Linked DNA regions of Homo sapiens: region 1 is linked to region 2. The links are chromatin loops, found by intact Hi-C in ENCODE. Cell type or tissue: mammary epithelial cell. All regions are shown on one strand. Links, peaks and the distances in the headings refer to the core of each region. The heading gives the core; the rest is flanking DNA.

Evidence for each region. Hi-C counts contacts between places; a loop is a spot of excess contacts. Peaks named below come from ENCODE experiments on the same cell type or tissue, not always from the same donor. Only the 100,000 strongest peaks of a DNase experiment are listed, where the experiment ranks them.
Region 1: it touches region 2 in a loop (8-fold over the local background); 4 of 110 quality-filtered maps call a loop at or near these places.

What each region holds. Positions count from the first base shown.
Region 1 is chr2:152,537,333-152,545,676 of GRCh38, forward strand. It overlaps FMNL2 (formin like 2), which reads left to right. Exons shown (of 26, transcript NM_052905.4): 3 at 5,407-5,487. Among named protein-coding and RNA genes, the nearest start is that of PRPF40A, 180 kb to the right of the region's middle. In mammary epithelial cell, for the core only: no CTCF peak of the experiment used is centred there; a DNase peak (open chromatin) is centred at 5,769; H3K27ac peaks cover 2,258 bases.
Region 2 is chr2:152,485,405-152,493,748 of GRCh38, forward strand. All of the region lies in intron 1 of FMNL2 (formin like 2), which reads left to right. Among named protein-coding and RNA genes, the nearest start is that of FMNL2, 150 kb to the left of the region's middle. In mammary epithelial cell, for the core only: no CTCF peak of the experiment used is centred there; no DNase peak of the experiment used is centred there.

The sequences.
Region 1 (8,344 bases), core at 116-8,115, 52 kb after region 2:
CTGCAAGGCAGGTATGTGTATAGGCAGCCTAACGTTCCAGGCAACCAGTAGGGAAAGAGGAAGCTAACATACGCCTTAGGGGATTGGGTTAATGAGGAAACGTATGGTTATGAAAGGCATTAGACGGCTTTAGATCTACGAGAGACACAGCTGCGGCTCATCAGCAAATGTTCTTTGGCTCTGACGTGAGCTTGACTAACTTATGTCTACTGAACCTGCTGGGGTACATCCTGTAGAGTGTGCTTATAGTCTCTTTGTTTACTTTTACATTTAAAAGTTACCCTTAATTTATGAAAGAAGTGACTTGTATGTGACATTTTTAAAAAGTTTAATTCTTTGAACATTGTTGAAGATCAACTGTGTGCCAAGTATTCTTTTACATACTGGGACTCAATGAAGAATAGAACATGTTTCCACCCTTTAAAAAATGTTTATACTATTAAATTCAAGATGAGCATGCTTATTATAGTGTAGTAAAATGAACAAGCATCAGAAAAAGTCAGAAAACTGTGTTTGAACAACAGAAACATTGGGAAAATACATCAGAGACCTTACACATACACACACACACACACAGTATATGATTTCAGGTAAGTCATTTAATCTTTAAGCCTCAGTTCCCTCATCTGCAAAATGGAGATAATATCTACTTGCCAGATATAGAAGCTTGAGTGAGCTAAGAGGTCTAAAGAATGTGATAAACTGTGAAGTATCACTGAAAGATAAGTTAAAAATCAGAGAAACAAAAAGTACTGCCCCACATGAAAAGTTAATTGTATTTGAAATATCTCACTAAAAGATATTTGAAGAATCATCTACATGATGGATTGCACGTAGCTGCTAAAGGCAAGGAGTTACGAATTACATTACTTCTAAATTAACCAGTTCAGGGAAGAGGAAGAGGAGGATTAAAATTCATTATCTGGAATATTTTATATGAGGTTTTTTTTTTTTGTTTGTTTGTTTTTTGAGATGGAGACTCTGTCGCCCAGACTGGACTGCAGTGGCATGATCTCAGTTCACTGCAAGCCCCACCTCCTGGGTTCAAGTAATCCTCCTGTCTCAGCCTCCCAAGTAGCTGGGATTACAGGCACGCGCCACCACGCCTGACTAATTTTTGTATTTTTAGTAGAGGTGGGGTTTCACCACGTTGGCCAGGCTGGTCTCAATCTCCTGACCACAGGTGATCCACCTGCCTCAGCCTCCCAAAGTGCTGGGATTACAGGCGTGAGCCACTGCACCCAGCTGTATTTTTATGAGTTCTTAAATAAAACTCATATAAAACTTTCATGGGAACCATGAAAGAAGGAGAGAGGGAGAGGGAGAAGAGAAAAGAAAACTCGGCCTACATCCAGGGACCCAAATAAAAGTGTTATGGAGGAAGAATACAAAGCCCCAACTGTTTTTGTAAAACTTGGGGTTGCCTGTCTAATATCTAAAGGAACCACTGTTTGAGTTATAAATTCAGCACCTGATTTGCCAAACCTTTTCTCTCTGTTTCAATGTGGCCAATTTGAACAACAGAAACATTGGGAAAATACATAAGAAAATTTCAGCACCTTGCCAAACACATTTATTTTGAAGGACTTCAGATGGATTATGGGCATCCTATTTATTTGAATTAATATATTTTTCCCTCTAAATATTAGAATTTTAGATATTGTATTAAAAGTCGAAACTGCTTTGGTTGGCAGTCTTCCATTACCCACACTTTTAAAACTGCTTCATATCCCATGTTATTTTCAGGACCTCGTTGCCTGCTTGCTTGACATCAATGATATAAGTACCTTTATTAAGTTACCAACTTGAGTTGCACTGTGTAGAAATGTTATTCTTTAGTCATGATGAGCTATCAAAATGAATTGAAAAGGCACCTCCAAAGTCTTGGTGATCTTGCTCCTTTTGATAGTTACCACCCCTCCATTGAGATTCCCAGCTTTTCTGTTCATTTTGATCCTCTTGCAAAAAGCACTCAAAATTGGCAGCTTCCATGACTCCATCTTCTAGAGGGTGGGTGGAATCAAGAGTGAACTTCAGAACCTTCTTTTTCTGTCTTCCTTCTCCCCATTTGCCACAAGCTTTTTCACGGGTTCCATGGCAGCAGTGGAGGTAGAAAGAGGAGATGGGCAGACTATGCCAAGGCAAATGGCCCCACCTGAGTTTTCTTAGAAGTGGATGCAATGTGGACCAACTGTGTTTTAAAGCATGAGGCTTCCTTATTTTCTCTTTCTTAATACATCAGTAAGCTGCTCAAACAAATGAAGAATATGTGGAATACAACGACAAATGCTAAATAAGCATATTTGAAAAAGTGTGAGTTTATTACATGTAGACCTTGTTCATAATTTCAAGTCCTAAGGAAATATAGTCCAGTCAACAGGACCAGCAAATGTATGTATTTGAGTAAGCCTTCTGAGTCGCCACAGTCCCAAATAGGAAATGAAAAAAAGCTGCCTTTACTGACTGTCAAAGATAGGGCTCACTAAATGAGTGAATGCTACTGCGTTACATGTGCTACTCCACCAAATTTTATTATTGTAAAAATAAAATTGAGCCCAGGAGTTCAATACCAGCCTGGGCAACATGGTGAGACCTTGTCTTTAGAAAATTAGCTGGGCGTGGTTGCCTGCACCTATAGATCCAACTTCTTAGGAGGTGGAATTAGGAGGATTGCTTGAACCTGGGAAGTCGAGGCTGCAGTGAGCTGTGATTGTGCCACTGCATTCCAGCCTGGGTGACAGAGTGAGACTCTCTCAAAAAAATTTTTTTTGAATAATTGGAATTATATTATTTAAAAGGATAATATTTATTTATATTCTGATATGTGTTTGGCATCAGCTGTTGTCATACATGAGGTTGGAAATAATGACTGGCTTCTAGATAGCTCATCAGTTCATTTTTCTGAGCTTCTTGTGATTATTTTAGCCCTCAGCTGGACTACTGCTAAATCCCCATGGCAATAGGATCCCCTCTGATTCCTTGGTGAGGTGATGGTGATTTAAAAAAAGTAGTTTATACACAGACACAGTGATGGCACTAGAGATGTTGAATAGTTGTGATTACTTAGAAATTGCTCTCGAGATAGAACATTTGAAGGAATAATTAGAAAAAGTGTGCTGTTCTTTTTTTAAAAGCAGCTTGATTGAGATAGAGTTCATATACTACAAAATTCACCCTGATTATTTTTAAATAAAGGGAAAATATTAATAGGTGTCCTACTACAAACCATTCCCCCTATTTTCAAGGATAAACAATAACAAATATAGATTTTAAATAATAAGATTATCTCATAGGTGGGAATTGAACAATGAGATCACATGGACACAGGAAGGGGAATATCACACTCTGGGGACTGTGGTGGGGTGGGGGGAGGGGGGAGGGATAGCATTGGGAGATATACCTAATGCTAGATGACGAGTTAGTGGGTGCAGCGCACCAGCATGGCACACGTATACATATGTAACTAACCTGCACAATGTGCACATGTACCCTAAAACTTAAAGTATAATTAAAAATTAATAATAATAATAAGATTATCTTTTCAGTATTATTACAGTGGCCTTTAGCATTTTAAAATCTACAAGCAAGCAAGGCTTCAGTGGACCATGCAGAATGTTGTGGTTCCCTGTGTTGGAGAAATACAAGTTTCTATGGGATAAACAAATGCATGCACATGCTGGCCAATTGTCAGAGTGAAATACCAAAAAATTCCGTTGTGGAGTAAGTGATAATCAGATTATAAAGAATTAAAGTAAGAAAATACCTTTTGGGTTGTACGTAGAAAAGAACATGATAAAGATTATCCTCATTTCTTTTTTTCTTTTCTTTTCTTTTTTTTGTTTTAGACAGGGTCTCGCTCTGTTACCCAGGCTGGAGTGCAGTGGCACGATCAGGGCTCACTGCAGCCTTAACCTCCCAGGCTCAGGTGGTTCTTCCACCTCAGTCTCCTGGATAGCTGGGACTACAGGCATGTGCCACCACACCCAGCTAATTTTTTGTATTTTTTGTAGAGATGGGGTTTCACCATGTTACCCAGGCTTGTCCTCATTTCTTGATGAATCTTTATTTTTCCTTTAGAGCTGATTTAAACTTTTTTTTGTGAGAAATATAGCATCTATATAGAAAAGGTAGTTAAGCCCGAGAACCAGCATAGTAAGTAGTATAAAGCCAGCACCTTTGTAACTGCTACTCAGATCAAGAAATAGAACTGCTGGCCTCTTAGGAATGTGCCATATTTCCCCCTTTGATTATGACTTTCCCCACTTCAGTCCTCCAACCATGACTTTCAGGCTGATCATCTCCAAGTACGCATATATACACACAATATAAAACCATATATCTATATGTATAGTGTTACCCCTTGAGTGTGTATCTGTAACCATTAAAGTTTAATGTCACCTATTTTATAAGTGTGAAGAAATGAAATCAGGTGTTCTTCTTGGCTCAGCATCAGGTTTGTGAGATCCATTCATAGGAGCATGCAGTACATGGCTTGTTTTCATTGTAATCTAGTATACCATTGTATGAACGTAAATATAAGTACTGGTTCATTTTATGGTTTGTGGACATGTGGCTTCTACCCAGGTTTTTACTGTTGCCTGTTCTGCTTTGGACATTAGGGTCTATAAAACCTGATACACGTGGCATGAATTTTTCAAAGTATGGTTCCTCTTTTGGCAGCATTAGCATAAAACGTGTTAGAAATGTTGATTCTTGGGCCCCACCTCTGACCTACATTCAGATATCACCTTGGACTGTATATTGTGTATGTTTATGCTTATTCCAGTGACTGCCTTTGCTCAGGATACTTTTGGATCTTCCAGGTTGGAATCCATTCATGTCGGCACACACATGTGTACCCATGCAAACATAACACTCCCACATTCCAGCAATTGACTCGTTGCTCATATTTGAAAAAAATTAGCTTTATCAGTTTGAGTCAAATCTTTTGTTATTTTCAAAGATAAAATAAATATCCAAAAGAGAAAGATTTGCCAACATTGAAGATATTCAAAAGAATATGCAAAAGATTGAAGACCTGCTGAAGGAGGACCTGAAACAGGTTGGGCAAAACACCATTCCTAGAATGGAAGCTGCAGGGCCCTACAGAGAAAGCAGTACTGACTCTGGAGTTGAGCAGATGTGGGTTCAAACCCACATGTACATGTGACCAGCAGTGTCATCAAAGAGAGTTCTGCATTTCTCTGAGCTTCAGTTTTCCTCCTATGCAAAGAGGGGATCACATCTACTACCAAGATGCAAAACAGTTAGTACAAAATGACTGCTCGCAGGGCCACATTTATACTGTGGATGCATTTTGGTCATATTTTGGTAACATAATCTGATGTGGCTGACTGTGTCATGGCTTCATACCTTTCATGCTTTGGACTTTTGTGCTTTCTGCAGGAACGATTCCAGGTGAAGAATCCTCCCCATACATACATTCAAAAGCTCAAAGGCTATCTGGATCCAGCTGTAACCAGGAAGGTAAGATGGATTTGTTTCCACTCTTTGTTATTGCTTCCTTATTAGCGAGCAGAATCCTCCTGCATTGGAAGAGACCTTCCTTCCTCTGCATTAGAGCCTCTGCCAGAGCCTCCACAAAAAACAACCTTGGGAGACCAACAACGTAAGAAGACAAAGGAAAAAAAACAACCTTCTCACTTGAAGATGTGTATAAAAGTTCTTTCCTGACATGAGAGTCACGTACCTCTGATGGTTGTTGAGTCACTGCTATTTCCAATTACGTAGGGCAGTGAGTGCATTCCAGAGGTATTCAGGCCCCTAGAAGAGCAGGCTTTGCAAAGGGAATACTTGCCTTTCAGTTTTTTATGCCTTGGTGCATTTCCAGAGACCTTGAAAAATCACTGGGCCTTTGTCATCCCAGCTGTGCACTCACATCCTGTGTTGATGCTTTTAGCAGCTCCCCCCTACTCCCCCCAACCCCTGCCCCTGGCCTGAGAAGGTAAGTAGAGAATAGCTGATTCCATTCTCAACAGACTCTCCCCTTTTACAAACAAGCCCTGCTTTGTGCAGCCACACAATTGGTTTAAACTGATGCCTCGTGGTAAAGCATGTAGCCTGGCACGGCCCTGTGGGCCTGAATCAGTCCTGGGATGTCTCAGGGCAGAGCTGTCCTTGCTCAAGATGGGTGAAGGGGTGCTTTACCAGATAGCATTTGTTTTTCCATTGACCTACAACTCCTGCTTTTAAGGCTCCTGCGAAAATCTCTCAGGCTGATTCTCTCTGTTGTTTCAGTGTGTGATTCTTGAGAAAAGAATGGTATACTTTACCTAGTTAGCCATTTTCAGGGCTCTTGATGCTTGCATTAAAAAAAAAATCTTTTTCTTTATCTTCTACTCTAACTCTTCCTCCCCTCACCGCCCACCCCCCGACCAAAAAAAAAAAAAAAAAAAAGTCCAGCAAAGGAGAACAGCTATTATTTCCTTTTGGAAGTTTCCTAGGCCTTTCTCTTACGGTTAATATGTAGACAAGGGGAAATAAAATCTAGTAGTGATGATGACAGTGTAGTGCAGAACTTCATCACTGGCTGTATGTCATATGTGACTTGAATGTGACACAACCTTCAATCCAGGAACGTACCTGTCAAAGTATCATGATACTTCTCCCCTCGTAAATGTGGCACACACATTTCTTTCTAAAAGACCTGTTGTCAGGTCTTACACCTGCAAATGAGACTATTGTTCAGTTCTTGTTAACTTCTCTCATTTCTCCCTTTCCCTAAGAATGTGGCAGTCTTAATTTCATCATTTAAAGAGGTCTGTAAAGGAGGATACACCCAGGCCTGGCACAGTGGCTCACGTCTGTAATCCCAGCACTTTGGGAAGCTAAGGTGGGTGGATCACCTGAGGTCAGGAGTTCAAGACCAACATGGTGAAACCCTGTCTCTACTAAAACTACAAAAATGAGCCAGGCATGGTGGCAGGCACCTGTAATCCCAGCTACTCGGGAGGCTGAGGTAGGAGAATCGCTTGAACCCAGGAGGCGGAGGTTGCAGTGAGCTGAGATTGTGCCATTGCACTCCAGCCTGGGCAAAAAGAGCAAAAAACTGTGTCTCAAAAAGAAAAATAAATAAATAAATACAGACACACCCATATACACAAAATACATCCCCAGACAGGTGTTTTTCTGCACTATTTCTTTGCAAAGGGACAGCAAGATTCTGTTTTAGAATCGATTTCTAAAGGTTTTCTGAAATCTCCAAACTTGTAACCTTCAGGCTAGATGGCTCAGACCTCAGCATTGAGTCCTAATGCTCACCCTGAGTTGAGTGTGGCAGAGATGCTGATGTTTATACAGAAGACTGAGACCTTTCCTCATGCAGAATTCATCCTACCTCCAAAAAATTCCTTCCACATTTTTCCAGTTCTGAATAGAAAGGAAAAAATATGCACACTCCTAGGGAGTGCTGCTTAGGCCCCCACTTCCATACCCCACATGGAGGAAGATGCTTAGAAGGAAGAGGTGGGCTTCCTCCTGGCACAGTTCCAATTTTCCTTTAGATCAGCTGTTTCTGGGTTTAGGCAAAGAGAACAAAGTGAAACAAAACAACAGATAAGCTTCCCAGAAAATGTTTTGCTTCCTCACAAATAATAAACTGGAGCAGGACATAAGATGTCTGTTTGGGCCTTCATTCCCGACATTTCTGCCCTGGCCCATGTGCGTTCACCTGAATGGCCATGTTTGGTCTGTGCTTCATCTTTCAAGATCAGTCATTCAGCTCAGAAAAAATAAAATGGATGGTGGATTAACCACCCCTGCTTTAGTAAGATTCTGTCAGGAGCTGGCAGGAGGAAATGATCTGTTCCACACAACATAATTGTAATGCTTAAAGCCTGGAAAAAAAGGAGATTTGTTGAAATAAGACATGGCTTGCAGTTAAAATGAGCTTAAAATTCTCAGCTGTATTATGGTGGGGGAGAAAAAGATTTCAATTCGGGGCTTTAAATTTCAGCCAGACAGTCTAGGTTGGGCAGTTTTCCTTTAACTGTGTCTGGAGTCCTCGAATACTTGATTCGTTAATCTTTTGTGCAAATTGAATAGAAGATACTTAATTTGCTTTTTTTAAAAAAAAATTTTAAGCATTTTCTATTTAGATTTTCTTCTAAATAGTTTTAAATGAAACCTCTCGGGCAGAAAAGGAAGAGCCTAAATTAGATATCTCTATGAACAGAACTCTCCAAACCAGCCTCCTTATTTAATACCAGGAAGTGATTAGTCTGTGTTTAAAGGATTCTGGTCCTTTGCTGGCGCTGCAGTTGTGAGATGAAACCTATTGTAGGGCTCATCCTGGGCTCAGCTGCCTCTGGGGGCTCATCCCAGG
Region 2 (8,344 bases), core at 61-8,060:
CGCTTGAACCTGGTGGTGCACACCTGTGGTCCCAGCTACTCGGGAGGCTGAAGTGGGAGGATCGCTTGAGCCCAGGAGGTTGAGCCGTGATTGTGCCACTGCACTCCAGCCTGGGGGACAGAGTAAGACTCTCTGCCTGTCATAGATAGATAGATAGATATAGTTTTCAACCTCTAACTGGTTTTGTGTGTGTGTGTGTTGACAATTTATCTGATGGTTCTTTGAAAACTGAAAATGTGTCCTTCATTCCAACATTATACATTTAAAAAATCGAATGTTTTAACATAAATATGGGAGGAGTACTCCATGAAGGTGAAAGCCAGTGATTCTCCTTGAAGAAGGGTATTGTTCTGTGCTAGCGGCATCTCCATTTCGCCTAGCAATTGTAGCAGAATAGAGACTGCATCCCCTCTCATTCTACAGGTAAAGAATAGTTTGAAGAGAAAGCTTAGTGATTTCACTGCCAAAAGAAAGCTTTTAACAAAATTGCTTATTAAACCACACCTCAGGCTGTGCAGGGACATGGGAGGAGCGTGCAATTTCTGAAAAAGAATATTTAGAGGAGGATTTTATTGTATAATTGGCAAACTTCTCATCTCCGAGAATAATTGCTTGATTTCATGGAAAGGACCAGAACTTGGGTATCTTGAGGCCTAAGATAAATAGATAGCAACGGATCATGCTAGTCCCCATGGTTACTGGGAACTGAGCTCAAGTGGATTGTTATCCTGAACAAGTCTGTGTCAGGATATTCTTGTCACCTTTCAGCTCTTTGGTATTTGCTCTCTTTCTTGAATCAGCAAAAGAAATCGCTGTAAAGTTAATGTAATTTACGGGAAGTTCCCGTGCCACACTGCATGCTTTTGTGTGTCACAAGACTTAAGCTTCCTGCTACCCTCTGTTAAAGGAGAACTTTTTATGTTCCTAACAATATACGATTCTTTCAGGAGCTATTTACATAGCTGGGTTGGTTAATAGACAACTGGGGACTGGGCTATAAGCATTTTGACCTGGAAATATTTCTTTGGGGTTATGTGAACTACTGTACAATAAAACCTCAATTAACTAGGATTACTTGGAGAAAAGACAGTTTCTGGTTGAATTTTCTTTTAAATGGAAGGTTAAACACTTTCCTTTTCTCAACCCTTCTTATTCACTTTCTTCCTTTGGCTTTTGGAATTCAGATGTTAAGATCTTGAAAATAAGTTAATGTTTCATTGAGTTAGTCCGTAACAGTGCTTTGGAACATCCTTGAGTTATGAAGCTTGTTATTCAGGCTTTACTTTCTTCAGAGGATTAAGAGGCTTGAACGTGGCTGCTAAGTTCTCTAAGTTGTTTTCTGGGGGGAAGAATAAATTTTTCTGTGTAATTTTGTTTTCTTGTATCTTTATCAGATTCAGAATAAAAAAGCTATCGTAACATGCCCTGCATCAGTAGGCCTTGTTAGTTACGTAATCCTACTATTTGAGGGTTTAGGAATATTCTAGCAAAATATAACAGAAATGAGCCGTTAGTAAATTGCTTAACTTAAAATATTTAGTTTTCTTCTGTGTGTGTTAAAGTCAAGTTATATTAATTTAATAGGCAGTTGGGTTGGCTCTTTTGCATAATCCAGACAATATATGGATCCCACAAATATTTATTGAGTATATACTCTGTGTTCTTCATATACCATGTTAGGCAGTTTTGTAATATCAGTAATGAGACCAGCATAAGTGTATTAACCTCTGATAACCTTCACATAAATCTTATATTCTACAGCAATGAAAACTTGTCCCTAAGGGACTTTGTGGTCACAGCAGTTCTGATTTCCTTGTTTGAAATTTTTGTAAACTTTCCAACTTCTTTGTTTTGCACTCAGTACTTAAAAATAAATTTAATGCCAGAAGTAAAAGTACTATTATTTTCATCAATCATAAGTTATAGATAACAAAAACTCAGAAATTTTTCTTGAACATAGGTAGGGAACTTAGGTGAAAGGACTGCTTTAATTCCATCTAAAAGATAAAACCTAATACTGACTTACAAATATGTTGCTAAGAGTTTAGTGTCTCCAAGTAAAGGTAGAAATTTTACATTATCTATCAATGATATCGGCGAAAACTAAAATTATTAGGAAGTAAGCTAAGAATAATTTATAGTCTAGATTTTTAACTTAAAAGTGGAACCAATTTCCAATGGTTTCTTCCCTTAGTTCTTGAGTTAGCCATACTGTGACCATTAAAAAACATCTTTAAAATGTATGTGAAAAAACCTGAAGAAAATGTGGCAAAGGGTAAGATTTGATAAGAAATGGGTCTAGGTTTATAGGGAATGCATTATAGTCTTTATAGTTATGTGTGTTTGAAATATAATAAAACACTTTTAGATGAATTCTTTCTTTTTTTTTTTTTTCCTTTTTGAGACACAGTCTCACTCTGTTGCCCAGGCTGGAGTGCAGTGGTGTGATCTTGGCTCACTGCAACCTCCATCTCCTGGGTTCAAGTGATGCATGTGCCTCAGCCTCTGGAGTAGCTGGGATTACAGGCGCACACCACCACACCAGCTAATTTTTGTATTTTTAGTAGGAGACGGGGTTTCACCATGGCTGGTGTTGAACTCCTGACCTCAAGTGATACGCCCACCTCGGCCTCTCAAAGTGCTGGGATTACAGGTGTGAGCCACAACGCCTGGCTAGATGAATTATTTCCTTTAGAAATTATTTTCTGTGTATCTGCAAAAGTGTTTCATTTTAGTACTGTGAAATGAATAGGCCCTATGCTGGGTCCTGTTGGGGTTTGTGATTTATAGATGGTAAAATACATTTCACACTTACAAGATGAAGCAATCTACCTCTATATAAAGAGCTTGCCTGTGGGTGGTTGTAGCAAGTGTCTTCTTATTATTTCACAATTGAGGGCAAGAGAGAGGTCAGACCATTGGTGAAACCCTTAGTGCAAGCAAGTCCGCAAATAAGCTTTTTAGCTACTTAAGCCTAGGTGTTTTATTGGCATTGAAGGCCAAGACACACGAGCAATACTTGCACAATCAAAAGTTCTATTTTTCCAAGACATGCTGGTCACACAAGAAAAACTGAGATAACATATAATTTATTTTTCCAAGACATGCTGATCACAAAAGAAAAACTGAGATAACGTATAATTTAGTTACTGTGTATCCACTTTGGATCCAGATTGCATATCTATATCTGTCTGTAAACAGACATATGCACACATATATATACCTGTGTGTATGTATATATGCACACACACACATATATATTTAAAATCACAGTACTTAATTAATTTGCCTCCAAAACTAATGGCCACATTAATGCCTTTGAGCTAAGTTAGACTGGCTGGAATCAGTTGGCAAGATCCTGGTAAATGGTTTTGGTGTCAACTAGGACACAAGCCAGGTGTGGTGGCTCATGCCTATAATCCTTGCACTTTGGGAGGCTGAGGCGGGAGGATCACTTGAGGCTAGGAGTTTGAGACCAGTCTGTGCAACATAGACTCCATCTACAAAAAATAAAAAATTAGCCAGGTGTGGTAGCATGTGCCTACAGTCCTAGCTATTTGGGAGGCTGAGGCAGGAGGATACCTTGAGCCCAGGAGGTTGAGGCTGCAGTGAGCCACGATGGTACCACTGCACTCCAGCCTGAGCAACAGCGAGACCCTGTCCAGCAGGGTAGAGTGCAAAGGATGCCTGTGGAATGGGAGAATCTGTTCAGCATCCATCCTCCTGCTTCCAGGCTAAACCCATGAGAAGAGTGCTGTCAACAAAAGAAGTGTTCCCTACAGTGGGGAAGAATTGAGGTTAGCAGAAAGGGTAAAACAAGAACAAAGTAATTCCTAGCCATCCGAAGAGGTGGAATGGGAAAGGCAACACCTATAACAGGAAGGAAATACTCCATCTGGGGCTGAGCCTGTCTTATTCTGAGGCCCAAGCTTGGCTGCCTTTCTCTTCATTCCCTCTGTGTGCCACTTAACAGTATGCATTTCAACTTTCTTTTCAGGGAGGGGCCAGATGTAGAAATGCCTCACACTACAGTGGAGGAGACCTCACCAGCTACCTGTACCAGTAAGATGGGATTAGCTCAGGAAACGTTGTTGTTTGTTTGAGGGACAAGAATAACATGAAAGAAGGAGCAAGATTAACAGAACAGCTGACCTAGAGCTGCTAGGCACTGGATGGTCCTCTGTGCTTATATACACAATGTAATACTTGTAAGGAAAAAGCAAAAGGCTTGGAGGAGGCTGTGGACTACCTATAGTTGACAGTATTTTCCTTTGTGGGGGTGGTGGATGTGGGACGTAGAATGTAAACTTCCTACCTTATACATTGATGTTACTTCATTGATTATAGTGAACACTTTATAGACTGAAACAAGTCTAAGAAAAATTCATCTTGAGCTGAGGAGATAGAGATGACCTGCCAAAGATTTCACATCCACAAAGTTTGTATGACTGATAGTTTTAATAAAAAAAATTTGTCAGCCAAAACATACTGAGAGTTTCTTAGTCGTATTAACTGATCTGAAACTGTTGCCACTAGGGGATATAAAAGATACTACCTGTATTTTAGTGATAAACCACAAAGAATAAAATGAGTTTTTAATTAGCATCATGCAGCCACTTAAGTATTAGCAAAGAAAATTTGTAGCTGATCTTTCAGTTCTCTGTAATATAGAAAAACAGATGCTGCATCTCTAGTTTTGCCTGTGCCTGGGGGATATTTAAAACTTGTACTAAAATGTTAATTTCGCCATGGTAGAGGTGACGGGGAAACTTGCAAAAAAAGGGGAAAGAGGAGGGAATTGGGTGCATAGAAGTGAGCATGAGGCCAGCAGTAGGGAATGAGTTTACAATAAATAAGGTGTGAGAGTGGTTGGGGGGAGTGGGAGAGGTTTGGGGGCTGGGAAGACAAGGGAAAAGAAAATGCAGGGATATGCTATTTGTGTTCATTTTGTCTTTGAAAATCGTAAGTGTACAGCATCATTCTCGGGCAGAGTCTGGGAGGACTTGAGTTGACTGCTACAGTTTATGATCTTCCCTAAACATCGACGTTCCTGGAAATCTTTGGCCTCTGAGCTGACTTCTTCTCTGTTGCTTGTGAGCCAGGAATTTAACAGCTCTGTTGTATGTGCAGGCTGCAGATGCTTCTCTTCAGCTTTTGCTATCCAATGTGTGTGTGTGTGTGTGTGTGTGTGTGTGTGTGTGTGTGTGTGTGTTGGATAAACTTAAAAAACCTGTTGCTTCCATGCAACGGCCCACACAACTTGGGACTCATGGTCAGCCTCACCTTCCACATTGGCTAAAACTCTACAGGAAACAGTTTATGGAGTTTAAGGAAAAAAAAAAAAAAGGAAAATTATCAGACTCCAAGCAAGTTATTTATGGACCAGTGTGTGAACAGAACATCTGATTGAAAAAAGAAAAAATTACAGATGGGTGGGGATGGAAAGGCAAATGTGTTGTGTAGCTGGCCAAGTAATATCTGGTTGTGTCAAAAAACGGGAAAAAACATCATCTTCAATGAGTTACGTTATTTGTATTCCTTCCATCTTGCCTGCCATGTGCCTTGGATAATGCTGCTGTCTATTAAGCCCTCTGTGTCCTACTCCCTCGCCAGCTTTGCTCCATTGTGCTGTTGGTGGGGACACAGCCCAGGTGGTTGGGTGATGCCTGTGCTTTCCTCCTGCCCTCTTTTGGTGTTGCTATTTGAAAATCACTTGTATAATGAATGTATCCTCTCCCCACTCCCATTGTTATGTGAAAAAAGCCAGTAAAAATGAACATCTGGCAAAGAAACTGTCCCAATTTAAGGAGGAAGTTTGCTAGATTTATGATCTTCCTTTGTAACTCAAGTATAAACTGGCCACTATCTGAGGAGTGAGGTCTTGCTACACAGTTTTCAGGGTCAGGGGGCCAGGCAGGGGTCGGGTAGGGTGAGTGGAAGCTCTGGGGTTGCCGCCTAGGCTGGAAAAACACTGTGCATCAGCTGAATGGCTGCCGGCCTGCCAGGATGCTGCTATTTTCTATCCTGATTCAGTTTTGTGAAAGGACAGTGGGTGTGAATTGTTGGCTGGGTCTCTGGATCACTAACCAGAAATAAGCTTAGCTAAATTGACCACAAGAAATTTCACTGTTTTAAATCCCACCAGCCAACTCCCCAAATTTTGCCTTTTTTGTCTCTTTCCTTGAAATTAGTTTAACATTGCATAGTGTATTTTATCTTCATAATGACTACTTAAAGATGGTTTTAAAACTGAACTATAGATCAGCCAGGGTGTGATGGCTCATGCCTTTAATCCCAGCATTTTGGGAGGCTGAGGCGAGAGGATCACTTAAGGTCAGGAGTTTGAGGCCAGCCTGGCCAACATGGTGAAACCTCATCTCTACTAAAAATACAAAAATTAGCCTGGCGTGGTGGCGTGCACCTGGAATCCCAGCTACTCGGGGGGTTGAGGCAGGAGAATCGCCTGAACTCGGGAGGCGGAGGTTGCAGTAAGCTGAGATTGTGCTACTGCACTCCAGCCTGGGCGACAGAGTGAGACTTCATCTCAACAACAACAACAACAACAAACTATATATTGTAAAATAGAGTTATACTGAGCTAAAGTATACATTTTAATCATTTATGTACTATGAAAAATAGTAAATTGCTTTTGTAAAAATAAAAAGTACTGGCATGAACACAGCATTGTTCCAGTGGAAGGAGTTTGTGGGTTTCAGAAGTTTATTACCCTCTGATTTAGATATGGTCCTGTCTGTTGAACTCACGGTCATGGTATAATGACATCTCTTCATTCCGTCCCCCACCCTCTGCCCCCAGAACAATTACCTTGCTTTATGTAATTTCTTGTTAGATCAGTCTCTATCTCCAAAAGCAACTGGAATAGATTAAATCAAGGCTCATACACAGCCTATAAAAACAGGAACTTCATTTCGGGGAAGATTTTTGTAAGATCGTTTTCTAAAATAGCATAGTATCAGAAATATTTCTGTAATGCTTTTCGGCAAGGAAATTAGTTCAATATTTTTGGCTTTGTCAACTCAGTTCTCAATAATAGCTGTACTCTGTTGTCATTACAGTTTTGGCTTTTCTCAACTGGAGAATGATTTTATATTAAGTGCTTTGTAATTATTTTTTTCTTGCATTTTTATCTAAGGCTTTGTAAGGGGGGTGTTCAAGTACAGCGTGGAACCAGATTCTTCTTTTCCTTATCTTTCATAATTTTCCATGTTTGTTTTGAATTAATTAGTTTTGATTCAAACAAAAAAACTAGCATTTTAAAAGATCTGGTGTTTCAGTATTTTGTTTTGTTTAATCACCCCTTGTTTCTTTTGACACTAAATTTTTCTCAGGAACTAAGCAGATCGGTTATCGTTCCTCTACTTTGCTTTATTGAACTCCCTAAGTGAAATTTGTTTTAACAAAGAGGCAGTGTTTATGTGTTGGTGATAAAAAGAAAATAGCCGATATATTATTACTTTTTTTTTCTTCTATGTCACCTTGTTATGTAAGGTTATTTCATTACCTTTGTAGTGTTTTTCATGGAAACCGTCAACAAGGAAGTACCTAACACTGCCCAACATGAAGCCAACCATAATTGTGGATAGAAATAGTAGACTCCTACTTCCTAGCCTTAAAGAATGTATAATTTAGTTAGCAAGTGAAATCCCAAGGGGTACATCATAAAGCAATGAATGATTCAAATTGGCACTGTAAGAATAAGTTCTAGGTGGTATGGGGCAGCCTATAAGAGCTATTGGAATTTAAAGAAGCAAGAGATTCTTATGCAATTATGGAAAATGTTCTCGAGGTAGAGGAATTTGAGAGTTCAAATTGTTTTCTCATCAAACTTCTCCTCATTTTAGATTCAGCATTTGATAGGTAGGCTTCCAGTGTAATTTCTTTTTTCCTGTTAACAAAATGAACCTCAGAATTCTGAAAAGGAAAGATACTGATTCATTCAAATCTCAAATGTCCTAACTTTATAGAAGAATGTGGTACTATGGAAGGGCACAAATCAAGGTGCTGTTAATATGAGCGGTGTTGTAGTTTGGATATTTAACCCTCTAAACCTCATGTTGAAATGTGATCCCCAATGTTGGGAGGTGGAGCCTAGTGGGAGGTGATTTGGGTGATGGGGGTGGATCCTTCATGAATGGCTTGGTGTCCTAATGAGTCTTCCTGGTGTTATCACTGGTGGTAATGAGTGAGTTCTAGCCCTATTAGTTCATGCAAAATATGTTTGTTAAAAGAGCCTGGCACCTCTGTTGCCACGTGATCTCTGCACACAGCAGTTCCTCTTCCCCTTCTGCCATAAGTGGAAGCAGCCTGAGGCTCTCACCAGGAG